Regions from separate parts of the Homo sapiens genome. Here all the other regions are linked to region 1. A link is a loop called in an ENCODE intact Hi-C map of the cell type or tissue named here. Cell type or tissue: heart left ventricle. All regions are shown on one strand.

Evidence for each region. Peaks named below come from ENCODE experiments on the same cell type or tissue, not always from the same donor. Only the 100,000 strongest peaks of a DNase experiment are listed, where the experiment ranks them.
Region 2: a loop joins it to region 1, with 7 times the contacts of the local background. A loop is called at or near these places in 81 of 110 quality-filtered maps.
Region 3: it touches region 1 in a loop (12-fold over the local background); 65 of 110 quality-filtered maps call a loop at or near these places.

Annotation. Positions count from the first base shown.
Region 1 is chr9:92,631,531-92,639,530 of GRCh38, forward strand. It overlaps IPPK (inositol-pentakisphosphate 2-kinase), which reads right to left. Exons shown (of 13, transcript NM_022755.6): 9 at 6,471-6,750; 10 at 3,628-3,778; 11 at 2,856-2,958. Among named protein-coding and RNA genes, the nearest start is that of IPPK, 35 kb to the right of the region's middle. In heart left ventricle, CTCF peaks have their summits at 3,355 (motif pointing left) and 5,359 (motif pointing left); a DNase peak (open chromatin) is centred at 3,331; H3K4me3 peaks cover 239 bases; H3K27ac peaks cover 1,953 bases.
Region 2 is chr9:92,135,843-92,143,842 of GRCh38, forward strand. LINC00475 (long intergenic non-protein coding RNA 475) reads left to right here and starts at 5,625. Exons shown (of 4, transcript NR_027341.1): 1 at 5,625-5,808. It also overlaps the pseudogene LOC100128076. RefSeq lists enhancers at 4,172-4,751, 5,331-5,910, 5,911-6,489 and a silencer at 5,475-5,654. In heart left ventricle, CTCF peaks have their summits at 2,457 (motif pointing right), 2,666 and 4,614 (motif pointing right); DNase peaks (open chromatin) are centred at 2,439, 2,721, 4,629, 6,714 and 2 weaker places; H3K4me3 peaks cover 1,485 bases; H3K27me3 peaks cover 702 bases.
Region 3 is chr9:92,339,174-92,347,173 of GRCh38, forward strand. CENPP (centromere protein P) reads left to right here. Exons shown (of 8, transcript NM_001012267.3): 4 at 6,526-6,614. It also overlaps the pseudogene LOC100420779. Among named protein-coding and RNA genes, the nearest start is that of CENPP, 17 kb to the left of the region's middle. In heart left ventricle, a CTCF peak has its summit at 3,868 (motif pointing right); no DNase peak of the experiment used is centred here.

The DNA of each region.
Region 1 (8,000 bases):
GAAGGAATGTCCTCAGCCTACTCCTCAGCTTCAGCTTCACAACTACCCTCTTCAGGTTCAATTACCAGAAGCTAACTTCCTACAAGAGAAAAAGGGCAGGCCCTTCTATGACAGCACGGAAAGACCTCAAGCCACGTTTCTCCCACCAGTAACATCTTGCAAAGCTACAATATCACAGCAAGGTGAGTGATGCTGACACAATCCACAATCTTATTCAGATATCTCGGGTTTTACATATATGCGAGTGTGTATGAGAGTGTGTGTGTGATCACACGTAGGTTCATGCATCCACCACCACAGTCAAGATACAGAACAGTCTGATCACCACAGGGATCCCCTGGTTTGACCTTTTATAACCACATCTACCTCCCTTGTTCCTCCTTGCCAACCCCTGGCAACCACAAATCTTTGCCATTCAAGGATGTTATACACACAGAATCATTCAGTGTGACCTCTGGAGATTGGTTTTCGTCACCAACAAAGCCCCCTGGAGGTCCACCTGGGCTGTTTAGCAAGAGTCTGTTCCTTTTTGGTGCTGAGCAGAGTTCTGTGGTATGAATGCACAGTCTGTCTGACCCGCTGGAGGTCACCGTGGAAAGACATGTGGGTGGTTTCCAGTTTTTAGCTGTTACAAAAAGGGCTGCTGTGAACATTTCTGTACAGGTTTTTTGGTGAGTGTCAGTCTTCATTTCTCTGGGATAAATGCCCAGGAGCACAAGTACAGGGTAATTGCGTGTTTAGTGTGTAGGAACCTTCCAAACTGTTTTCCGGAGTGACTGTGTCATTTTCCATCCCCATCAGCAACAGATGAGAGATCCAGTTTCTCTGCACCTCCATTTGGTGTTGTTTCAGTGTCTTTATTTTAGCCCTTCTGCTAGTTAAGTAATGTCTGCTTTAGCTGCTTACAACACTACATTTACATATCAGGTTAAAAGATTAAAGTAAAATTAAAAAGTAATCCATACTTATTTTGTGGAAAACTGAAAAATACAGAAATACATAAAAAGGAAATAAAGTCCTGTTTCTTCTCTTAGGAAAAAACCCGCCACACTGCTGTTTATACCTAAATCAACGTACCCAACTGGCAGACAGCACGAGGCAGGTGCCACTGCTTTCTTCTCACCCCAGGGCTCCACTTGGAACTCTCCTCACCAGGATGACAACTCTGCCCTGGGCCTCTGCTAACATCCCTGTGGCCCTTTGCGTCAGAGCCTCACCTGAGGCTTTACCAGACATCCTCAGTTCTCCTCAAAACAGACAGCTGCAGCCCCAGTTAAAGAAAGCACTGAGGGCTCTCTCCCAAATGTGAGCCACAGACATGTCAACGGGACAGGGCAAGTGGGTCCCAGGGCTCCAGGCAGCGGTGCATGCACATGTGGGGAGGAGCGCCAGCTCGCTCCAGAACAGGTTTCCTCACTGCTTATTGTCCTGTAAAGGCTTTGGCAGCCTAGTAAAGCCTATGGGCCTCTCTCAGAATAACTTTTTTTTTTTTTTTTATGAGATGGAGTCTCGCTCTGTCGCCCAGGCTAGAATGCAGTGGTGCAATCTTGGCTCACTGCAATCTCTGCCTCCCAGGTTCAAGTGATTCTCCTACCTCAGCCTCCCAAGTAGTTGGGACTACAGACGCCTGCCACCACGCCTGCTTAATTTTTTTGTATTTTCAGTAGAGGTGGGGTTTGACCATGTTAGCCAGGATGGTCTCAATCTCCTGACCTCATAATCCACCCGCCTCAGCCTCCCAAAGTGCTGGGTTTACAGGCGTGAGCCACCACACCCGGCCCAGGATAACATTTTAAAATGTGTAATATAAAATACAGGTGGCAGAAATGTAAAATACCAAAAAAAAAAAAAAATGTTTTTTTGAGACGGGGCTTGCTCTGTCACCCAGGCTGGAGCACAGCGGTATGATCACAGTTCCCCGCAGCCTTGACTGCATCCTCCTACCTCAGCTTCCCAAGTGGCTGGGACTCTAGGCACACGCCACTACGTCCAGCTAATTTTTTAATTTTTCTTTTGTAGAGATGGGCGTCTCACTATGTTGACCAGGTTGGCTTCCAACTTTTGGTTTTAAGTAATTCTCCCACCTCAGCCTCCCAAAGTGCTGAGCCAAAATATTTTTAAAAACAAATGTATTCCGTAGTAATATGTAACATTTAATGCAGTGATGAATAAACCACATCTCAAAGTGTCTGCAGTTACAGTGTGAGACGGAAAGTCTGTTTTTTTATTCTCTTAGTGGCAAACTCCTGGGTCCTGATGAACCCACAGGCTCATTGCCACATTCGTAATGGAAAGAAATGCTAAATTCCAGGTACAGCTTAGTGAAAATGAAGATGCCATTTTTTTCCTATCCAAGCTCATGGAGCCCTGAATTTCACAGACCCAGGAAGTACAGGGCCAGTCCTCTTCCCTAAGAGACTCCTGCAGGCTGTCCCTTGGCCTCGGTTCTAAGGGAAGGAAGCCGCCCGCATACAGCCAGGGGCAGGGCAGAGGCACAGGTGGGGTCCCAGGACCCTGGCAAGGGCCTTGTAGCAAGGGACAGTTGGCAGAGAGCCTGTTGTGGGCTGCTGAGAAGGCATGCAGATGGGTTGCAGATCGGCCGCCCCTGGGGCCTGACCCCACCAGGAACGGGCCAGGGCAGAACTCAACCAAGGGAAATTCCCCTTAAAACCTCAATGCACCACCACCTGCCCCAGTTCATCTGGGAGAAACTTCAGCCACTTCTTTTTGATCCCAAGTTTTCTGCTTTAAACCTCAGGGGTAGGTAATGGAAAAAAAAATACAAAAAACAAAAAAACAGATTAGTGCTAAGAAGCTAAGGATCACACAGCAAGTTTTTGGATGGGTCTGCCCACCTTCGTTAGCGCGAAGGCCACTGTCCCGTCATCCTCAGTGGAAAGGTCAAGCAGCTTCTGGTAAAATGCTTCATCATAAGGCCCATCTATTTGTAAGGTTTTTCTGAAGAAGAAAGCACAATAAAAACAGGATGACAAAGCCGCACGGAGGTTGTTTCTTAAACTGCTAACAGTCTACAAAGCCCAGCACCACTAAACATCACACATTTTGTTTTGAAAAACACATAACAGATCTATCTCCCTCATGTTAAACATCAAGGTTTTTAACAGAACTCAGCAAGACCAGAACCAGCGAGCCTTGAAGCTGAGCCTTCTCCTGTTCATGACAAGTAGCATCCTGCGTCAGAGATGCAAGGAAGACCAGCGAGGAAGGAAGAGGATCCTGGCCCCGACTGGACACCGCGGGTGTGGACCCCAATGACCCGCAGTGAAAGCCCAGGACAGAGGCTGGGCTGACACAGAACGACCTGCAGGAGCGCTGCTCAGCTGTGGAGCAACACTGCCCTCTGCAGGCTCAGCCCCATCTTGGGGTTTCGAATTAGCAAGGTCACAGACGTGCTTTCTTTTCTAGAAACAAGTGACCCTGTTCCTCCTTTACAAGGCACTACATTCCAGAGCAGGCCTGGGCACCTGGGAGCGGAGGACTGGGGTAGGAAGTGGCCGGCATGCTTCATCCTCCTGGGAAGCTGTGCCTTGGGAGGCGCATTCTTACCCTGCCCACTCCCACAGTCTCCTCTCAGGGCTGCCCAACAGGGGGACCGCCCGACCTCACCTCTCCTCGGGAAACTCTTCCAGGTATCGCTCAACCCGGTTGTACAGAGGGTAGAGGCCTTCGATGTCCAGCAGGTCCAACATCTGCACCTGGAGGGTTTTGTACAGAAGACAGCCCTTCGGTAACCCCGAGCGCTCTGGGGTGTTTTTTCCTACCGAGAACATCAGGGGAAAACGAGAGCATGTTGATTATCAAAGAACGTGGAGGGAGACACAGGCCGGCGCAGACCGCAGGGCTCATCCTGGGCTCCGCCATACGGGCATCACCACAGGCAAGGACTGCACCCTGGACTGGCACTAAGGACAGACGAGATGACGCTCCCGCCTCACAGAGCTGCTGGAGCTGCAGCGTGCCTGGACCACACTGGATGCACCAGGCCAAGCACAAAGGAGGGAGCAAGAAATGCACATGTCCTGCCTCGTGGCTCTCCTCTCCCAACACAACTCTCAGAATGTCCTTTAGATTCCACCACAACAGCCCTGGAAGTCACTTTATGATCTAAGTTTAGACATAATCCTCATTTTAAGTCAGGTCACAAAATTTCTTCTTTTTCTTTTCTTTTTTTTTTTTGAGACAGAGTCTTGCTCTCTGTGGCCCAGCCTGGAGTGCAGTGGCGTGATCTCGACTCATTGCAACTGCAAGGCAAGGAATTTCTAAGATCCTGCTGACATCCTAAATCTGCAAGACCACTAAAGGAGGAAAACCCTGGGACACTGTCTGCAGAGTCCAGAGCCATGAGCCCACACTGAGAGGCAGGTAAGACCTGGGCTGGCGACAGGCACGAGCTCAGAACCAGCCACACAGAGCCACAGACAGGGGTCAAAGCCACTGACAAGGACCTGTTATATCATAGGGACAGAGGCAGAAACAAAACTCCACTTGCCACTCACAGTTGTTTGGCACCTGTGCTGTACAGGGTGCCAAGTGAGCTTGGGAGGTACCAAGTCCCAGATCATCTCCTGCCACTGAAGGGAGCAACCATCTCCCACAAAGAACCAAACTACAGGCAAAGACACAGTAAGAAAGGTGTCCATGCAGGGGGAAAACTGTAGTCAGCTGCAGATTTCACTAGGACCCGGCACGAAAATGCCAACATGCAGGGAAACAGGAGTAAAAGTTCACATGCCCAACTAGAGGGGATTTGTTAAAATTACAGCAGATCCATGCATGGTCAATAAAGAACAAAATGCATGTGATCTCCAGGCGCCGTGGCTTACGCCTGCAATCCTAACTTTCTGGGAGGCCAATGCTGGCAGATTGCTTGAGCCCAGGAGTTCAAGACCAGCCCGGACAACATGGAGAAACCCCATCTCTACAAAAAAAAAATACAAAAATTAACTAGGCGTGGTAGTGCGTGTCGGTAGTCCCAGCTACTCAGGAGGCTGAGGCAGGAAGATCACTTGAGCCCTGGAGGTGGAGGTTGCAGTGAGCCAAGTTCACACCACTGCACTCCAGCCTGGGCAACAGAAACAGACCTTGTCTTTAAAAATAATTAATTTAAAAAAAAAACATATATGTGATGATATAGATACAGATTTATGCTAGTTAAGTAAAGAAAGTCAAGTTACAAAATGACATGTAGAGTATGATCTTATTGTTTTAAACTGCACATCCCAGCAGCCAGGGCCCAGCTCCACTCCCTCCTGTCTGTGTCCATGTCCAAAAAGGTCTGCAGGAGCCCCGGGGTGCTGTGGCGCCTCCTGTTGGTGCCCCCAGACCACCTCAGCAACTGGTGCCATCTGTCGTTGCAGACACAGTTGGCTTCCTTAAAAGCAATTATGTGCCCAGATTATAGGCATAATTTTAACAAAATTTTCTGAAATGATCAGGAATCACTTTCATAACAAGAAAAAAAAAACCCCCACAAAGTTCATTTGTAGTGAGAAAACATGGTGGCTCATGCCTGTAATCCTAGCACTTTGAGAGTCCAAGGCAGGCGGATCACTTGAGGTCAGGAGTTTGAGACCAGCCTGGCCAATATGGCGAAACCCTGTCTTTACTAAAATACAAAAATTAGGTGTAACGGTGCGCACCTGTACTCAGGAGGCTGAGGCAGGAAAATCACCTGAACCTAGGAGGTGGAGGTTGCAGTGAGTCGAGATCACACAACTGCACTCTGGCCTGGGTAAGAGAGTAAGATCCTGTCTTGAAAAAACAAAAGAAAAAATTGGCACAGATAATAAGGCAGGGCTTAGGGTATGGGTTGGTTTCTGGTTGCACACAAGCAGGACTGCTGTCTTCAAACCATCTCAGGCTCCCAGAGACCATGGGGTCTCTATGGGCTGCCAAGAATCACGGGCAGCGTCAGCTCATGAGATGTCAGGACATGTGGCAGCGGCCAGGCCCGGCTCCTGTCTGCAAGGAAGGCGTCCCGCAGTCCAAAGGCCCCATGGGTCTGTGTCTTCACCCCAGACTTGTGAAGACATCCCATTGTGGTAGGACCCAGCCCTGCAGGATTTCTGTGCCTCAATTCTCTCTGTCTAAGGAACAAGCCAAGGAAAACCTGTCCCCCGGGTTGCAATGAGGATCCAACAGGATATATAACATGGTTGAAAACATTCAACAAACCAGAGAGGACCACAACATATGGATGATATTCTGGGGGAAAATCCTACAGCCCAAATGTGTCCTGCAATTTACAGATGCAGATAAAAGGCAAGAAAGGGAGTCTGCATCTGGGGGTGAGAGGCAGCGAGGCCCCGTGCTGGGAGCCCTGGCGTAACCAGGTGGCATCCCCCAGAGCCCCCAGGAGGCTGTGCTGACCGCCTGGCCACCCATGGGGACTGCAGAGTCCCAAGGCCCCTGCGGCCCCCACCGCCTACCTGGGGAAGGCTGGGCCCTACCTTGGCAGCGAAGGCTCCTACTGAAAGGGCTGGCTTCGCAGACTCGCGGGCCCTGAGGCCCGAGCCCCGGACTCAGGGTGCCTGCCCGGCCCTTGTCCGAGCCACTCAGCAGCACCCGTGTGATCACGTGCACCAGCTCCCTGATCACAGCCCTTGTGCAGTGGGGCCCACTGGCCAGGCCGTTGGAAGGGAAGAAGAACGGCTTCAGGTGGTGTGCAAGCTCGCTCCAGTCAGCCACGGGGCTCCGGGCATCTTTGCAGCCGTAAATCAGCTCACCATTCTTCAGACAGGGAAAAGAAAGAGGGAAACGTCAAACCACCAAGCTTGTAGGAAAAGAACTCAGTCCCCACCACCAGCATCCCAGGCAGCGGGTGAAAGCCAAGGGCCCTGATGCTGTCCACCCAATCTGGGGCCGCTGCATACTCCGGCTCCTCCGGGGAAATCCACCCTCACGAGCTGTGCTATCAACCAAGCACCAAACCTCAAGACATGAAAAGGAAGGAAAGTTTCAAAAACTAAAGAGCAGTGCCCTGGCCTGACCAACGCCCCCAGACAATGATCCACAGTATATTCAGAAGCCAAGAGCAAATGCTCACCACAAGTGACAAACTCCCAAAGCCACCAGCCCAGTTACTCAAGAACCTGAGGGCCTTGGCTCTGGCCCTGAGCAGACAAACGTGAGGATGGCAGTCAGCACCAGCACCACAAACGAGTGTGTCCTGGGGTTCAGGCCACGCCCAGGGTGACCCCAGTGCTGGGTGGTACAGCTGAGCCAGATGGTGGGAGAAGCTGCTGGCATCACCAGTATGGTCCATGCTCAAGACGGTTCTGCCTTCTTAAATCAAGCCCAGCAAAGAAACTCCTTACAACATCAACACTTAGATTCACACATTCCCAGGGCACAGGCAGGGACATCTGCTGCCATGCCCAGGGGGAGTCAACACCATGACTCATGGGGGTCTGGATGCTGCCCAGGGGAAAGGCCCCTGACAGCGGCCAACCCCAGGAGAGTAGCAACTCTTTAAACCTTATTTATTTCTTTTTAAAAAAAAATTTTAATGTTTTTGAGACAAGGTCTCACCCTGTTGCCCAGGCTAGAGTGCAGTGGAGCAATCAAAGCTCACTACAGCCTTCAACTCCCAGGCTCAAGCAATCCTTCCACCTCAGGCTCCCAAGTAGCTGAGAACACAGGCGCACACCACCACACCCAGCAATTTTTTTGATTTTTTGTAGAGACAGGGTTTTGCTACGTTGCCCAGGCTGGTCTTGAACTTCTGGCCTCAAGCAATCCATCTACCTCAGCCTCCCAAAGTGCTGGGGTTACAGGTGTGAGCCACTGCACCTGGCCCACACCTGGAACTTCAGAGCTTTCAGGGTTTTCTGTCTTGCTGGCTTTCAATACTGAACCGGACCAGATCGGCGGGAGAGCTGATGGAACGCACAGTAGGTAACATGCCTTGGCGGTGCCCTGTTATCTTAAAATCATTCTGCATCCCTTCTCTTAATCCATTCCCTTTTCAACTCTTTCGA
Region 2 (8,000 bases), 500 kb before region 1:
CATGCTGTGTATGCACTCCGGATGCACCAGCCCCTCATGATCCAGACCCTGGTGAGGGCCCTGCAGGCTGGGCTGGGCAGCTGGGACCCTGAAGGAGTGGGAGGGAGGTGGGTGGCCACAGGGCTACAGGAGGGACCAGGAAAGAGAGCTCATGGGGCACACAGAAGACCTTGGGGAGAGGGTTTCAGACACATCACCATCCTACCTGGGCTGTGCTTTCTATTCTGTGAAAGGGGAGGTGGGACAGGATCCTGTCAGCTTTGACACCATGGGACGGTGGAGGGAAGGTTTCTCAGTGGCTCCCTCTGCCCTCCTACCTGATCCCTGCCTTGCTGGTCAGGGCCTGAAAAATCTCCCTGCAGGCCCCCCTCGCTCCTCGCTGAGCAGCCTGATGCCTTTTCCCCTGGCAGAGCCAGTACGTCTTCCTGCACAGCTGCCTACTGAACAAGATTCTGGAAGGACCCTTCAACATCTCTGAGTAAGTCCCAGCTTCCCTGTGCCTCCCACAGGCAGGCTCCCTGCTCCTGTTCGTGGGCAGAGCTGAGCGGACTAGAACGGGGAGCTGGGGAACCTTGAGTGCCTTCTCCCTCTCCAACCCCCCCACCAGGTCTTGGCCCATCTCTGTGACGGACCTCCCGCAGGCGTGTGCCAAGAGGGCAGCCAGTGCCAATGCTGGCTTCTTGAAGGAGTACGAGGTACACTTCAGGCCGGGAAGTGGGTGACAGCCAAGGGCAGCCTTCCGCTGCTGAGCCAACCCTGCAGTGAGACCTCCCAGCCTCAGGGCACCCATCTCCTTCCCAGCTCTTGCTGTAGGCCATCAAGGACGAGGCTGGCTTTTCCGCACCCCCGCCTGGCTATGAGCAGGACAGCCCCGTCTCCTGTGAGTCTCACTGTGGACCCTGTGGAGGGGCAGGGGGCCAGCGTGGGCTGGGGACCTCTGGCAGCTTCACCCTCACTGTCTTCCCTCAGATGACCGTTCTCAGGGGCAGTTTTCTCCGGTGGAGGAGAGCCCCCCTGACGACATGCCCGAAGCCTGGCTCTTCCCTGTGAGATGATGCTGGTTTTGCCACTGTTTCCTGCCCTCTCTGACCACCTGTACTTCCCGGGCTGGGGCTGCTGGGGGCTCCCAGAGTTGTGGACTGGGCAGGGGGCACCTTCAGTCTCTGGAAGCCAATGATCTGTGCTCTGCAGGGTGGGCCCTCTGGCCGTGATCATACGGTGCTGACTGGCCCCGCAGGGCCAAAGGAGCTCTGGGAGCTGGTGTGGCAGCACAGGGCTCATGTGCTTGTCTCTCTTTGCCCACCCAATGTCATGGAGAAGGTGACAGAGCAGAGGACAGAGGAAGGGAGGCTCAGGAGTTAGGGGTGAGGATGGAGGCGGGTAGTTTGTGGTGCTGTCTGTGACCAGGGCAGGGGCAGAGATCTCAGGAAGTTGCCTGAGCAGCCCTAACTTGGTCCCAGCCATAGGAATTCTGGCCAACGGAGATGCAGCCCGTAGTCACAGACATGGTGACGGTGCACTGGGTGGCTGAGAGCAGCACAGCAGGCTGGTTCTGTACCCTCCTCAGGGTCACACATGTAGGTGCTGGGGCCACAGGGCATGGGGTGGTGCATGGGGAAGAGTCCTGTGTGGGCTTCCTCTGCCCTCTCCAGCACCAATGCTGATCATGTCTTTGCCACAGGGGGAGAGCAGGAAGGAAAGGGAGGTGCAGAGACTGCAATTTCCATACCTGGAGCCTGGGCATGAGCTGCCCGCCACCACCCTGCTGCCCTTCCTGGCTGCTGTGGGCCAGTGCTGCTCTCGGGGCAACAACAAGAAGCCGGGCACACTGCTCAGCCACTCCAAGTGTTGTTGGACAATGGTCTTGGGGGAGTGGACAATGGTCTTGGGGGAGCGGACACTGGAAGCCCCTCCCTGCCCTTCTGGCATAGCCTCAGATCTCCCTGGGCTCTGCTTGGGTTATGGGTCAAAAGGACACAGTCTCACAATGCCCCTGTCTTCTCCACACCCTACCCTGTCCTCAGGAATATGGTGGGAATTTACCGCCTCCCTCCCTAGGTCCAGGCTGGCCGGCTGACCAAGTGTCCGGTGTCCCTTCTCAGTCCCTGCGCCCAGGTTGGGTTTTCCCACATCCGTGGACACCCCCGCCACACCCCCTTTAGGTACCTCATCCACCTCTAGGTCAGTTGCAGCAAGGGTGCAACCCAGCTGGGCACCTTCCTGGCCATGGAGCAGCTGCTGCAGCAGGCAGGGTCTGAGTGCACCGTGGATATCTTTAACGTGGCCCTGCAGCAGTCTCAGGCCTGTGGCCTTATGACCCCAACACTGGTGAGAGGCGACCAGGGGCGACCGGGCTGGCGTGGGGGCTCAGCTGTGGGAAGGGGCGGGGGGATGAGGGAGCTTCTGCCCAGGCCTCTAGGCAGCACCACCCGGGTAGCCACCAGGTGGCGCTGTGGACCGCTGTGCGTTCTCCCAGATGGAGCCCTAGGGGTTGGGGGACACAAGGGAGCCTTTTTCTGTTAGATTGGGGCAGGCGGGGCGAGCCTCCTAACCCTATGTCCATCTCCAGAAGCAGTATGTCTACCTCTACAACTGTCTGAACAGCGCGCTGGCAGACGGGCTGCCCTGAGTCAGCACTGGTCACGGTGCAGGAGAGGTTTGTGCCCTGTGGGATGGGGACAGCATTCCTGACACATCCACGTGGGCCTGGGCTCCCTGGAAGGGCGGCCTCCACTGGGCCCTGTGCTGGGAAGGTACAGGGTCTTGGAATAAAGACCTGTGGCCAAGCCTGAAGCTCAGTGTGTTCTGTCTGTCCATCCTCAGGCCTGGGCCCAGCGTGTGGGTCTCGTGGGCAAACATGGAGCCGGGATGGAAGCTAGGACCTGGAGTCTGGTTGAACTTGGTGACCTATGGCCCCTATGCTGTTGGTTTTTCCCCTGAAGCAATCCTCTCCCTGCTAATCCTCCAGTTTCTAAATTTCCTCAGACTTTGGTCTCTCCACGTCTAGTTTCCTGTGGTGCTAAGCCCTGGATTCAGAATCACAGCTCCAAATTGTTTGTCCTCTGCCTCATCACCCTGTACGCACCATGCTGTATGCAGTAGGGTTTATCCTGTTTCCCACTTCCCTTCTCCTGCCATCCCCAGCCTTCTCTACCTGCCAGAGCCCCCAGGGGCCACCCTCAGCCCCCACCAGGATGGAGGTGCCAGAGCTACCCTGTTACTCGGAAGGCAGGTGCTGGAGGCACCCCTCAGGCGGAGGTGCCAAGTTTTCCCTGCTCCTTCTCTGTCTCCTTCTTCCTCCCCTCTACATAAGAGGTGGGGGAGAAAGCAGGGAAGGCATATGGAGAAAGGAAAAACCAGGAGGAGCAGCAGAGACCAGAAAAGAGGGTGGGGAGGCAGCTGTCTGTCCCACACACTGTAGGACTGCACTGCATACCATGTGCATGATTGCTGGTGGCCACATGAGCTCCTGCCTGCTTCCCTGGTCAGGCTGGGAGTTTCCAGGTGCAGTGCCTGATGCTGGACACTAACTGCCCCTGGTGGAAGGCCCTGGGAGGACACAGAGAAAGCCTGGAAAGATCAGAGCAAGAGTCCCTGAAATGGAGTCGGGTCTCCCCAAGGGGAAGCGGGGAGAGCTCTTTGGCCAACCTGAGTTCCTACTAAGGTGCAACGGGTCAGAAGTCAGGAGGGTCCTTCTCAGGCCTGGTTGAAGAAGGGTACAGAGGTCGTGCTGGCTGCTCAGCCGGGAGCTTTCCCAGAACGAGACTAAAGCACTGGTGCCCTCCCAGGAGGACTAAATGCCGGTGTCCTCCATATGCCATGTTTATCAGGAGCTGAGGGTGGGCCCCCTAATGACCCTCACAAAAGCAGGCTGGAGGCTCTGCTCTGAGCTGCCCAAGTCTGTCTCAAGCAGCTGCTGCTGAGGTTGCAACAGGGCTCAACCATGGCTTTTCCACTCTGGGAAAATCTCACATTGGAGCAGCAGGAGCTGCAAATGAGATGGAGCCAAGGCTATGGTTGAGTGAAGGAAGTGCAGGCTGGCCTGTGGTAGCTTTCTGCCATAGGGCAAAGGTGGCTCTATCTGTGAGTCTTTCTGGTCATGTAGGCCCATCCTCTAGCCTTCTTAGGAGGCTCATCTTCTACTTTCAGCGCCATGGCACCAACGGGAGGCCTAGGGTCAGGGTCTGCTCATTTCTTGGTCCGGCTATGCAGCCCCTCTAGCCCTGGGAGGTTATCGGAGAGTGGAGAGGTGTTGATGAGAGGATTCTGGCATGTGGAAGGACAGGGTGGAAGAAATCCTGGATGCCTCTGAGGTCCCAGGTTTCTGGTATACCCTCTGGCTGGACCATGGGGAGACAGGGCAAAAAAGGAAGGAGGGGTGCCCACAGCCTGCTCTAGCTCTGCACTGGGGCTTGGCTCAGCATGGGAGAGACCAGAGACAGCAAGAGGCTGCGTGAAGGAAGCACAGCCAGCTCACTATGGTCTAAGGAGAGAACAGGGATTGGCCTCAGTTTTAACCACCGTGCCCTTTGCTCACCAGGGCTCTGGGGCCGGCCAGGTCAGCCAGTTGGTGGGATTCCAGCCTCAGGGTGGCCGAGCTGCAGGTGCAGCACCCGGCCTCCAGGTGGCGCCAATCTGCTTACTTTGAGGTGGCCTCTTGACAAGCAGCTGAGCTGCACGCAGTCCCTCAGCCTGCCGAGGTCCTGGGAGCAGGGATCAAGGTGGTCCCCGTAAACCTGACAGTAAACCTGACAGAGGCTGCAGGAGTGCATTTCCACCCAGGGTGCACTCAGCGAGTGGAACTCCACACCCGTTTCTTTGGAGTCAAGGCGCGACCTCTCAGGGAGGAGACTGCTCCTGGTTGCCCACTGCCGGGTCATCCCAGCTTGCAGTGGAACCCTCCGCAGCCTGGCCTCTTCCAGGGTAGCCCCTCACTCCCCTCTCTCTTGTCCTAGGATAAGGCCGAGGAGGGCTGACGAGTTCCAGCTCTGGGGATGCCCTATCAGCTGTGTCACCTTGAACAAATCATTTCTCCTCTTGGGTCTCTGTTTCCTCCAGTGTGAAACGTGGTGAAGGCATGAGGGGCTATGAGAGCCCCAAGGCCTCTTTCAGAGATCTCCTCTGGGTCCCATGTGACCCCGTGGCTATCCCCAAAGGCAAGAGGGTCCCCAGCCCTGCAGCCAAGGCCCTGGGACACCCTTTCTAAACAAGTGCAGGTCTCTGACGGGCTGAGCTTTGCTCGCTTGGGTTTCTTTGCTTTTTTCCTTTTTTTATCTTTCCTGAATGAAATTCCTGCCAGCTCCGAAGGAAGGAGGGAAGGGAGCTAGCCGCAGCGTAGAAAGTTTCCTTGACTCCTCCTCCGGCTGGGTCTCCCTCCCTTGCCAAGCCCAGCCTGTGAAACTGAATAACGAAGATCACTCAACAATGCCTGCTCCTCTCTGACTGCACCGCCCCGCCGCCGACGCCCAGTAGAGCCCCCGGGGCGGTCCCCACCGACGGCGCAGCCCGCCGGGACCGGGAGAAAGCAGCTGCGGACACCGCGCCCGTGCGTCTGCGCGCCTGGCCGCCAGGTGACCCAGCAGCCCGGCCGCCGAGATGCCCAACCCGCCCAGGCTCCGGGCGCTGTGACTTCGCGCCGCTGTGTGCGCCTCCCCGAGCGCCGGCTGCGCCCCCCAGCCCGGCCCGGGGCCTACCGCCTGCCCGGCCCCCTGCCACTGCCAGGAGGACGGCATCATGCTGTCTGCCGACTGCTCTTGAGCTTGGGCTGTCCGCCATACCGGGGGACCTGGATCCCCTGACGGCTTACCTGTGAGTACTGCCCGCCTGTCTCCACCTGGTACTGCGGGCTGCTGGCTTGCACCCAGTCCTGGCCTCAGCAGGACACCTGCTTGCTTGGTGCCCTGGGGCGTGGGCATCCCGGAGAGGGTTCACCCCCTTCCAAGTTGACCGTTGCGGGACTGGGGAGGGGAGAAGAGTCTGAGACTAAATATCAGGCGAGCAGGGAGACCAGGCTTCCCTGACTTGGCTTCCCCATTGGCCTCCGTGCTTGTGGGCTGACTGCGGGAGCCCAGGTTTGGCAAGGTGGGTTCTGGACCCTAAGCGGGAGGGCGCGGGGCTGGCTCCCCCATCTCCTGTTGCTGCATTCTCTTCCAGCAGAGCAGTGCCCAGGATGGTGGCTGAGGGTAAAGCTGACAGAACTGGAGGTGGAGGTGAGGGGAGCGTGCCCCAGTGGGGTGGAAATAATGTCTGTTCTTCTGCCATGGTGAGGACAACAGGGCTGTCACACTGAGGCTGGGTGGCCTTCTTTGGGGGGGGGGTCCCAGAAGCTGGGAGGGGGGCCTTATCCACTCTTGTCTCCTCAGAAAGGGACTCTGCCAGCACCATCTCCCTTTACTGGGGCCTCCCGGCTCCCCCAGGGGCCTCCCTAAAGTCATGTCCCAAGAGGCTGTGTTGGAGACACTAATTTGTGGGCAGGCGCGGAGGCTGAAAAGCGGAGAACCATTTTTAGCGTCTGAGTTGGGGTGAGATGGCCCGTGAAGGGGACCCTATTGGGGGCAGCTGTCCTGTCCGTCTGGCTCACAGGAGCTTCCCCTCAGAGCTGGAGGGCTGGGGGCTCTCGCTGCTTACCACATGGGCAGGAGGAGGGTGAGAGAGCACATTCCAGGCCACCTACCCGCACCCCCAGCCCCGCTCTGGGGAAAGGAGACCTCCTCCAGCCCAGCTCTGCAGGCTCCATCAACTTCCTCAGAGGAGCTGGGAGCAGGTGGGAAAGCCTGGGGCCTTCTGCTGAGGGCTAGGATCCCAGAGCTCCTTCTGGCCTGAGAGAGACCCCTCATGGCTTCTAGCATGTGGGAGTTCTAGCACGTGGGAGCTTAGAGGAAGAGGACGCTGGGCGAATCTTTATAGGGGCCTAGCAAGAATTTGTGGAACTAAAAGGATGCTCAGTGTTGGCAGTGTCCTGGTGGGAGGCAGAGGGTCCCAGATGGCAACTCTTCATGGGGCTCCTCTCCAAATGTCCCTGTCCCTAGGTTGGGATGTCCTCCTCCACTCCAAAAGGCACAGGCTGTGGGCCAGGTAAGGGAGTGAGAAGAGAAAAATAATGCCCATCTTCTAGAAGGACAAATGGAATCCTTCACAGTGCAGCAGGTGACGGCGGAGGCAGTCATGGGAATAAAGCTACCAACTGCACAGAGGCTGGGTGCTCAGCATCTGGCAAAGCAGGGCAGGCTCCGGCCCCAGCCCACACCCAGGCCAGCCCTGCTTTCAGCAGTTTTCTATCCTGGGAGTATGTGACATTGGTTCATTGGAAGACAGGGTCCTGTGGCTAAAGAGTTTAGATATGACTTCTGTGGAGCCTTTCTCTGGGTGAGCTGAAGGAAGGTCCCTTGCCTGGGTTGAAGGGGCAGGGGAGATAAGGCCTTCCAGAGCTTCCTTTCCCAGTGTTAAGTCTTCCTAGACTGATTAATGATCCTTTTTCTAGAAGGACCTGGGGTAGGAGGTACACTGTCACCTTTGGAATTCAAGCATCCTACCATCCATGCTGGCAGAAGATTTTCCCACTAACTTGTCACAATTCCCTGGGAGCTGTGAAGTCTGCATTTGGGTTCAGTGGAGGTGGGGTTTTCTGAGCTGGTCTGTGTCTTCCTGGGGATTGAGAAAGCCCCCCTCTCTCTCAAGACTCAGGGGATGCTTCTGAGAATGGCGGAGAGAAGAGAGGGAGTGGGAGCTAGAAAGAGTACGATGGGTCCTGAGGCAATGTGGGGAATTTAGCAGTGGGGTCTGGAATATTGGAAGGAGGTAGCAGAGGACCGTGTTCCCTGCCCTGGGCTGGGGAGGGGTCCCATCAGGATGGTGCATGAGGGATATCTACAGTTGTCCTGAGGGTGTCTCAGAGGAGGAATTTTCTTTCTTTGCCCTCTCTGGAGAACAGCTCTACCACAAAGGCACCTGAAGGTGGGGTTGAGGGCTGGCATGGAGAAGAGCCAGGGTGGGGAAGTCTT
Region 3 (8,000 bases), 290 kb before region 1:
GTAGTTGTTGTAACTGAGTCCTATGGACAAGCTGCCTGCTTATATTCAGGGTCATGTGCCAGGATTCCTTATCCTTTTCATCAGTGTCCTTAGCCACAAAAACAGTCCCAAGTTTCCCATTTTGTATGAGACAGGACTTGGTTATGGAGTCAGGACTTTTCCTTATTCTTTGTCAGATAGCCACTCCCTAACTAGTCCCAAGGATTTGGTACAGTTACCTGGGTTTGGAAGTTTTGCTTCTCTTTGCAATCCAAGTCTCCATTTGCTATTACTGGCTCTGGCAGGCTGAGGATGGGCTAGGGGTTGTCTAGACCCCCTCATTTGATGGCAAAGCTCCCAGCCTGTACTCGTCTTAGAGTATCACTCTCACACTGCCAAAGTGACCAAGAAAAGGTGTAGTATAGCATTGCCTAGGCCATTTGAGCAGGATACAAAACACATTTCAGCATGTTCAATGTGTCAGGGGCATGGGTGGTAAGTGGCTCTAGGGGACTGACATTGTTCCCATATGGGCAGCAGGCCTTGGGGATGTACAAGGTCACCAAGGAGATATCACATGACCACAAAGATCATTTGCTGAAGACTCAAGCAGAGAATGGACCCAAATGGATTGGTATCATTTAGGCTGGACAACCTGTGCCACCACCCCAGGCTTTTCCTTTAGGTGGCTCAGGGACTCCTGGATGTTGTCCCTTTGTAAAAGGTTTCATAGTCTGACTGACTATATTTTCTTTCTTTGTGGCTGATGTGAACTTGACCTGAGAGTGGTAATCTACTGAATGCTCTTCTGTATGCTGGCATCCATTAATGGGCCAGGCCTGCAACCCATGGCAGGTTGGTGGAATCATAATCCTATGGTCCACTACCATCTCCGAAAACATCTGCACTCTAGTATATATGTCCAGGAAACTGCTCAGGGGAATCCTAGCAGCCTTGCGGTCTTGCAGGCTTTTTCTACTGTAAGAGTTCATCTCTTTCACAGTTGCCTCATAGGTTATGCGGAGAGAAGCTCCGTTGTGGGCAGAATTAGTCTTGTCCTTGAGAGGCTTGTCCACAAATCCAAGTGAAAAGGGAAAGATTATCCTCTGACATTGAGGTGAATGAGCTTCTTAGTGGAGTTATACCTTCCAGGATGGGTTGTACCCTAAGATTGATTGGTATGCTCCTTAGTGGGGCTATGGCCTGAGACATAACATAGGCTATAATATCCAACATAGACTACAATATCTTCACTTTATTTAAGTTGCATACTTCAGTCACCTTAAACCTCTGATGGAAAGTATCAAATAGTAATTTGATGCCTTCCTGAGTCAGATAAGGATGAGGTCACCATGTAAAATGTTGCGGGAAGTCAGGGACCCCAAATGGAGGGACTGGCTGAAGCCATGGCAGAAGAACATGGATTGTGAAGATTTCATGGACATTTATTAGTTCCCCAAATTAATACTTTTATAATTTCTTATGCCTTTCTTTACTGCAGTCTCTAAACATAAATTGTGAAGATTTCATGGACCCTTATCACTTCCCCAATCAATACCCTTGTGATTTCCTATGCCTGTCTTTACTTTAATCTCTTAATCCTGTCAGCTGAGGGGATGTATATCACCTCAGGACCCTGTAATAATTGCATTAACTGCACAAATTGTACAGCATGTGTGTTTGAGCAATATGAAATATGGGAATCTTGGAAAAAGAACAGGATAACAGCAATTGTTCAGGGAATAAGAGAGATAACCTTAAACTCTGACTGCTGGTGAGCCGGGCGGAACAGAGCCATATTTCTCTTCTTTCAAAAGCAAATGGCAGAAATATGGCTGAATTCTTTTTCTCAGCATGGGACATCCTGAGAAAGAGAATACGTGCCTGGAGGTATAGGATTATAAACAGCCCCCCCAGGGGCGCCTGTCTCTTATGGTTGAGACTGCAGAGATGAAATATACTCCAGTCTCCCATAGCGCTCCCAGGCTTATTAGGAAGAGGAAATTCCCACCTAATAAATTTTGTTCAGACCAGTTGATCTCAAAACCCTGTCTCCTGATAAGATGTTATCAATGACAATGGTACCTGAAACTTCATTAGCAATTTTAATTTCGCCTTGGTCCTGTGGTCCTGTGATCTTGCCCTGCCTCCACTTGCCTTGTGATATTCTATTACCCTGTTAAGTACTTGATGTCTGTCACCCACACATATTCGCACACTCCCTCCCCTTTTGAAACTCCCTAATAAAAACTTGCTGGTTTTTGTGGCTCGTGGGGCATCACGGATCCTACCAACGTGTGATGTCTCCCCTGGACGCCCAGCTTTAAAATTTCTCTCTTTTGTACTCTGTCCCTTTATTTCTCAAGCCGGCCGACGCTTAGGAAAAATAGAAATGAACCTATGTGATTATTGGGGTAGGTCCCCCGATAGTAGAAGACATTTCTGATAATGTGATATGCTCCTAAAGAATGACAGCTGCCTGACCAGAGTCATTCCTAGCATGAACTACCACATGGTTTGGCCTGCTGGGCCTGGGCAGCCGCCCCAGGGCAGCACAGACAGGACAGAAGCCAGACAGTGGATGTCCTGCCACTTAGGTCCTGCAACCCCTGCTGCTGTGGCCACACTCTGCCTCCTAACAGACAGTGTTGGCACTGACCCAGACCTCAACAGTATTTTAAGCCAATATTCTCATCCTCATGTCATGAAAGCATGATTGAAAATTTTGTGACCATTTGATAATGGCCTGAGATTATACTGTTAGCTCACATGCTGAATGAATTAGAGTCAGTTGAGCTGTGCCAGACAGAAAACTTAAAAATAAAGGTACTAGAAGTGTATTTCTCTATTACTTAAGTAAACTTGTAAGTTTTCAAGGGCTAATATGGTGGTTTTATGATAATCAGGTTCTACCATCAGCCAACATGGCTTCAAGTCATGGCACAATGATCACATTAGCATTTCAGGTATCAGGAAGAAGTTGGGCAAAGAAAGCCTCGCCTGTTCTTTTAAAGGACACTTTCTGGAAGTTGTACATTCATCATTTTCACTTATATTCTATTGGCCAACAAGTTCATGCAAAGGATGCTGGGAATTTAGTCTTTGTTATGCTTGGCCATATGGCCAGTGAAAAACTGGGGCAAGAAAAAAGTATAAATAGAGGGGACTACTAGCAGTTTCTGTCCTATATGCTTTAGCGGATGCAGGGGGAAAAAAATCTAAGGAGAGGAACTGTAGATATCTTCTTTGAAGGACATAGAACCTAGTAATTGCTGAGTCTCTAAAGAGACATGAGTTGTCATTGTTTAAGTTTTAAAGTATGTATGTGTTTTGGGACTGATTGGTTTTACTAACAAAGTGCTACAGAAAGAGTGTGTTCTCCCTGGCTGTGTTAAGAACTCTCACTTTCTCTCTGAGCCTTTTAGATTTTATGATTCTTCTTGAAGACCAGGACTGGTAAACAAGGTGTTGGAAGAAATTACAGAGAGCTGTGGAATCAACAGGGTTTTTGGAATCAGTTGTGTGAGAGGCACCAAGAGTTCTTACTTGGGGAGGGAAAAACAAAGGACTATCTCGTTTCTCTTTATTGCTTACAATTCTGATATAATAACTTGATGAAAAGTTTTTGAAATGTTTATTACTTAATGGTAAATTCTAGCATATTCTATACCAACTTGTGTATGTATGCCTTTAGAAACATATCTAGTAGAATTGCTGGGTCAAAGGAAACTTACAAATTCTGATTGATAGTGGCAAATTGCCTTCTAAAATAGTTTTACCATTTTACATACTGAGCACATTTTTACATTTTTACTGTGAAGACTGATAGAAAAAGAAATGACACAGCAACCTTGTGTGTTCTAAAACATTTTTTAAAAATAAAATTTCCACTAGAGGGAGAGGTTTAGCTATCTGAAAATTAAAAAGTAATCTAAATAGTAAAACCCTCAATTTACAGAATATTGTTGTAATAAAGTTATATTAATATAATATTTGAACTAAACATGACCTCAAATCATGTTAATAGAATGTTAGAACAAAGTGATGACTTATAGTTTGTCTAGGTCAACCCTATTATTTTATAAGTAAATGGATCCAGAGAGTTTGAATGATTACTCATGTTGGTGCAGCTATTGTTGTCCAAGGTGGTTGGGACATAGAGCTCTGTTGGCCAGATTTACTTTCTGGTGTTCTTAGTACTACATTTGTGAAGAGTTGTAAGGCCATCAGAATTAACGTTTATCAGCCTTCCATAATCCAAGCAATATAGTCAATTAGATTGGTAGGAGTTTGTGGGGAAAGTGGCAGGTTAAGTATGTTTCCATAACTTCTGTCCCAATGAAATGAACAAAATTATTCAAAAAATAAGCAATTTTTTTAAATGGAAGAGAATACAATTCCATTATCACAGGCTCCAAAGAAAATCTGTTTGATATTAATGACATTTGAGTCTAAACACTGAAATCCAATACAGGGTGCTTCATGAGAGATTTGTAAGTTTTACAAAGTTAAGCTGGCCACATTGGCTCACGCCTATAATCTCAGCACTGAGGGAAGCCAAGGCAGGAGGATAGCTTGAGCCCAGGAATTAAAGGCCAGCCTGGGCAACATAGCGAGACCCTGTCTCTAAAAAATATATATTTTTTTAAATAAAAAAGAAATTAGCCAGGCTTGGTTACTTACATATATAGTCCTAGCCACTTGGGAGGCTGAGACAGGAGGATTGCTTGAGCCCACAAATTCAAGGTCACAAAGAACTGTGATTGAACGACTGCATTCCAGCCTGGGCAATAGAGCAAAACCCTGTCTCAAAAAAAAAAAAAAAAAAAAAAAAGGACCAACTTAATGGCACCCTTTTCCTAAAGATCTCTACCCATAATCCTTCAGTTGTAGAGGAGAATGAGAACTGTGGGCTTAAGTGGACCATAGTAGAAAGGAATGTGGTACTGAGACACATGTAGGGGCTTTGAGGTCAGATTGTTTATAAGGTCTCTTCCCTTATTTACCAACTGGGGAGAATTGACCTAGTTAGCAGTACCACAAGCAGGGGAGAGATGGAAAGATGGAAAAACAATATTTTGAAGTCAGCTTTTGAGTTGTTAAACAGGATTCTATAACCCAACAAAAAATTTGTTTTTGCCTATCCTAATGGGTGAAAAGCTGAAATCTAACATGTATCTACACATACTTGACCAAGAGACCAGATGTGCTCCTGAGATTTTTGCTTTCCTTTTCCTTTCTTTGCTTTTTTTTCTGGTAACAGTTCTATTGAGATATAATTCACATACCATATAACTTACCAGTTTAAAGTGTACAGTTCAATACTTTTTTTAAAGATGTAATTTATTTGGAATCCAAGCTTTGTTTCACAAGTTTATTATTTATTTTTATTATTATTATTGTTATTCTTTTTGAGACTGAGTCTCGCTCTGTTGCGCAGGCTGTAGTGCAGTGGCACGATCTTGGCTCGCTGCAACCTCTGCCTCCTGTGCTCAAGCGATTCTCCTGCCTCAGCCTCCCGAGTAGCTGGGATTACAGGCGCCTGCCACGACGCCTAGCTAATTTTTTGTATTTTTAGTAGAGACGGGGTTTCACCGTGTTGGTCAGGATGGTCTCCAACTCCTAACCTCAGGTGATTCACCCGCCTCTGCCTCCCAAAGTGCTGGATTACAGGCGTGAGCCACCGCGCCCGGCCAGTCTTTGCTCATCTTATAGGTAAAAATGGCATCTTATCGGCCAGGCGCGGTGGCTCCCGCCTGTAATCCCAGCACTTCAGGAGGCAGAGACGGGGGGATCAGGAGGTCAAGAGATTGAGACCGCCTGGCACGGTGGCTCACGCCTGTAATCCCAGCACTTTGGGAGGCTGAGGCAGGTGGATCACGAGGTCAGGAGATCGAGACCATTCTGGCTAACACGGTGAAACCCCGTCTCTACTAAAAAATACAAAAAAATTAGCCAGGCATGGTGGCGGGCACCTGTAGTCCCAGCTACTCGGGAGACTGAGGCGGGAGAATGGCGTGAACCCGGGAGGCGGAGTTTGCAGTGAGCCGAGATCGCGCCACCACACTCCAGCCTGGGCGACAGAGCGAGACTGTCTCAAAACAAAAACAAAAACAAAACAAACGAGATTGAGACCATCCTGGCCGACATGGTGAAACCCCATCTCTACTAAAAATACAAAAATTAGCCGGGCGTGGTGGTGGGCACCTGTTGTCCCAGCTCCCCAGCTTTGGGGAGAATGAGGCAGAAGAATCGCTTGAATCCAGGAGGCGGAGGTTGCGGTGAGCCGAGATCGCGCCACTGCACTCCAGCCTGGTGACAGAGCAAGACTCCGTCTCCAAAAAAAAAAAAAAAAGGCATCTTACCTTATTGTTTTAATTTACAATTATTATTAGTGAGATTGAACTTTTTTTGTTTTTGTTTTGTTTCTGTCATGATTACTCTTTCCTTTTATTTGGTGGCATTTCATTTTGCATATTTCAAAAGTATTTTTGTCTTTTTGAAGTTTACTGTGCTTTGATACAGAAATTTTTATCTTTATTTTAGAATAAGGAGAGATTATCTTCTGCTGTTACTGACCTCAACATAATAATGGAGCCCACAGAATGCTCAGAATTAAGTGAATTTGTGTCTAGGTAAGCTATTTTACAAACTTACTTTTTTAGAGAAAAAAAGTAAATTTACACTTTACAGTTTTAAGTTTACCTTTTCCTCTTCTTAGTAAGTAAATAGGTCTTCTCTGAAAGTATAACACCACTGTTGTGCTTATATTTGAGCCCATATTCTCTATATCTATCATTCTTTCATTTAGTTTATATTTATTGCACATTCACTATGTGCTGGGTATTAAAATTAAAATGTGAGCAAAAAAAGACACAATCCTCAGTCCTCATGGAATTGACAGTCTAGTGGAGAAGTTAGATATTGATCAAATAATGGCAGAAGTAAATATAAAATTATGGCTATGTTAAATGCTACAAAGGAGAGTTACATAATGCTGTTGAAGTATATATCAGGAATTTTTGTTTTTTATTATTTTTGTATTTTTTTTTAAATTAGAGATGGGGTCTCACTATATTGCCCAGGCTGTTCTCAAACTCCTAGGCTCAAGCAGTCCTCCTGCCTTAGCCTCCCAAAGTGTTTATCAGGAATTTGACTAGCAGAGAGAACATGAAATCATTTGCTGAAGCTTGAACTGACATCTGAAAAATGAGTAGGTGTGAACTAACAAAGAGGGAATAACTTTGCTGAGCACTGTGCCAGCAGGGAGCATGGTGTCTGTGAGCAATTGACACAGGGCCACAGTGACAGGTGGAGGCAAGAGCCTAGGAGAATGGTGTAAGATGAGGTTAGGAAATTAGGTAAGGTCCATACTACTGGGAATTGGGTATAAAGAGTGTTATCACAGTCCCAGGACCAAGTGAAACTATTGAAAAGTTTTGAGCAGGGCCTGAGGAAAGCAAAAGTGTGGCATCCTAGAAAGAATTATTCTGGATACTATGGGGAAATGGAATGAAGGGGTGCAATCATTGATACAAGTGAGTCAATGACTAGTCTTTTAAAACAGTTCAGGCAAGAGAAGTTTGTAGTTTGGACTGAAATGATGATACTTAGCTAGATGGATTTGGGGGATAATTAGGAAGCAAAAATGAGTGGGCATGGGATTGCTTGAGTAAAAGGGATTAGAGGTCATTCACAGGGGATAACTCTTTGATTATGGTGGTCCCGTCTGCTGTTAAGGGAAGGTTGGAAGAGGACCATTGTCAGGTGACATTATGACTTTATTTTGGACATATGGGACTTGAGTGCCTTTGAAAACACTGAAATAAAAATGAGAAAGAGGCAGCACAGTAGAGGTGGGGGTGGGAGATATAGAACACTGGAATTATCTTCTATTGGGTAGGAATTAAAGCCTTGAGCAGGAATGAGTTTGCCTATGAAGGAATATAGAGTAGAACTAGAAAAGGCCCTAGAACTGAGCCTTGAGGAATTCTAAAATATACTGGCTGAATAGAAGGGAA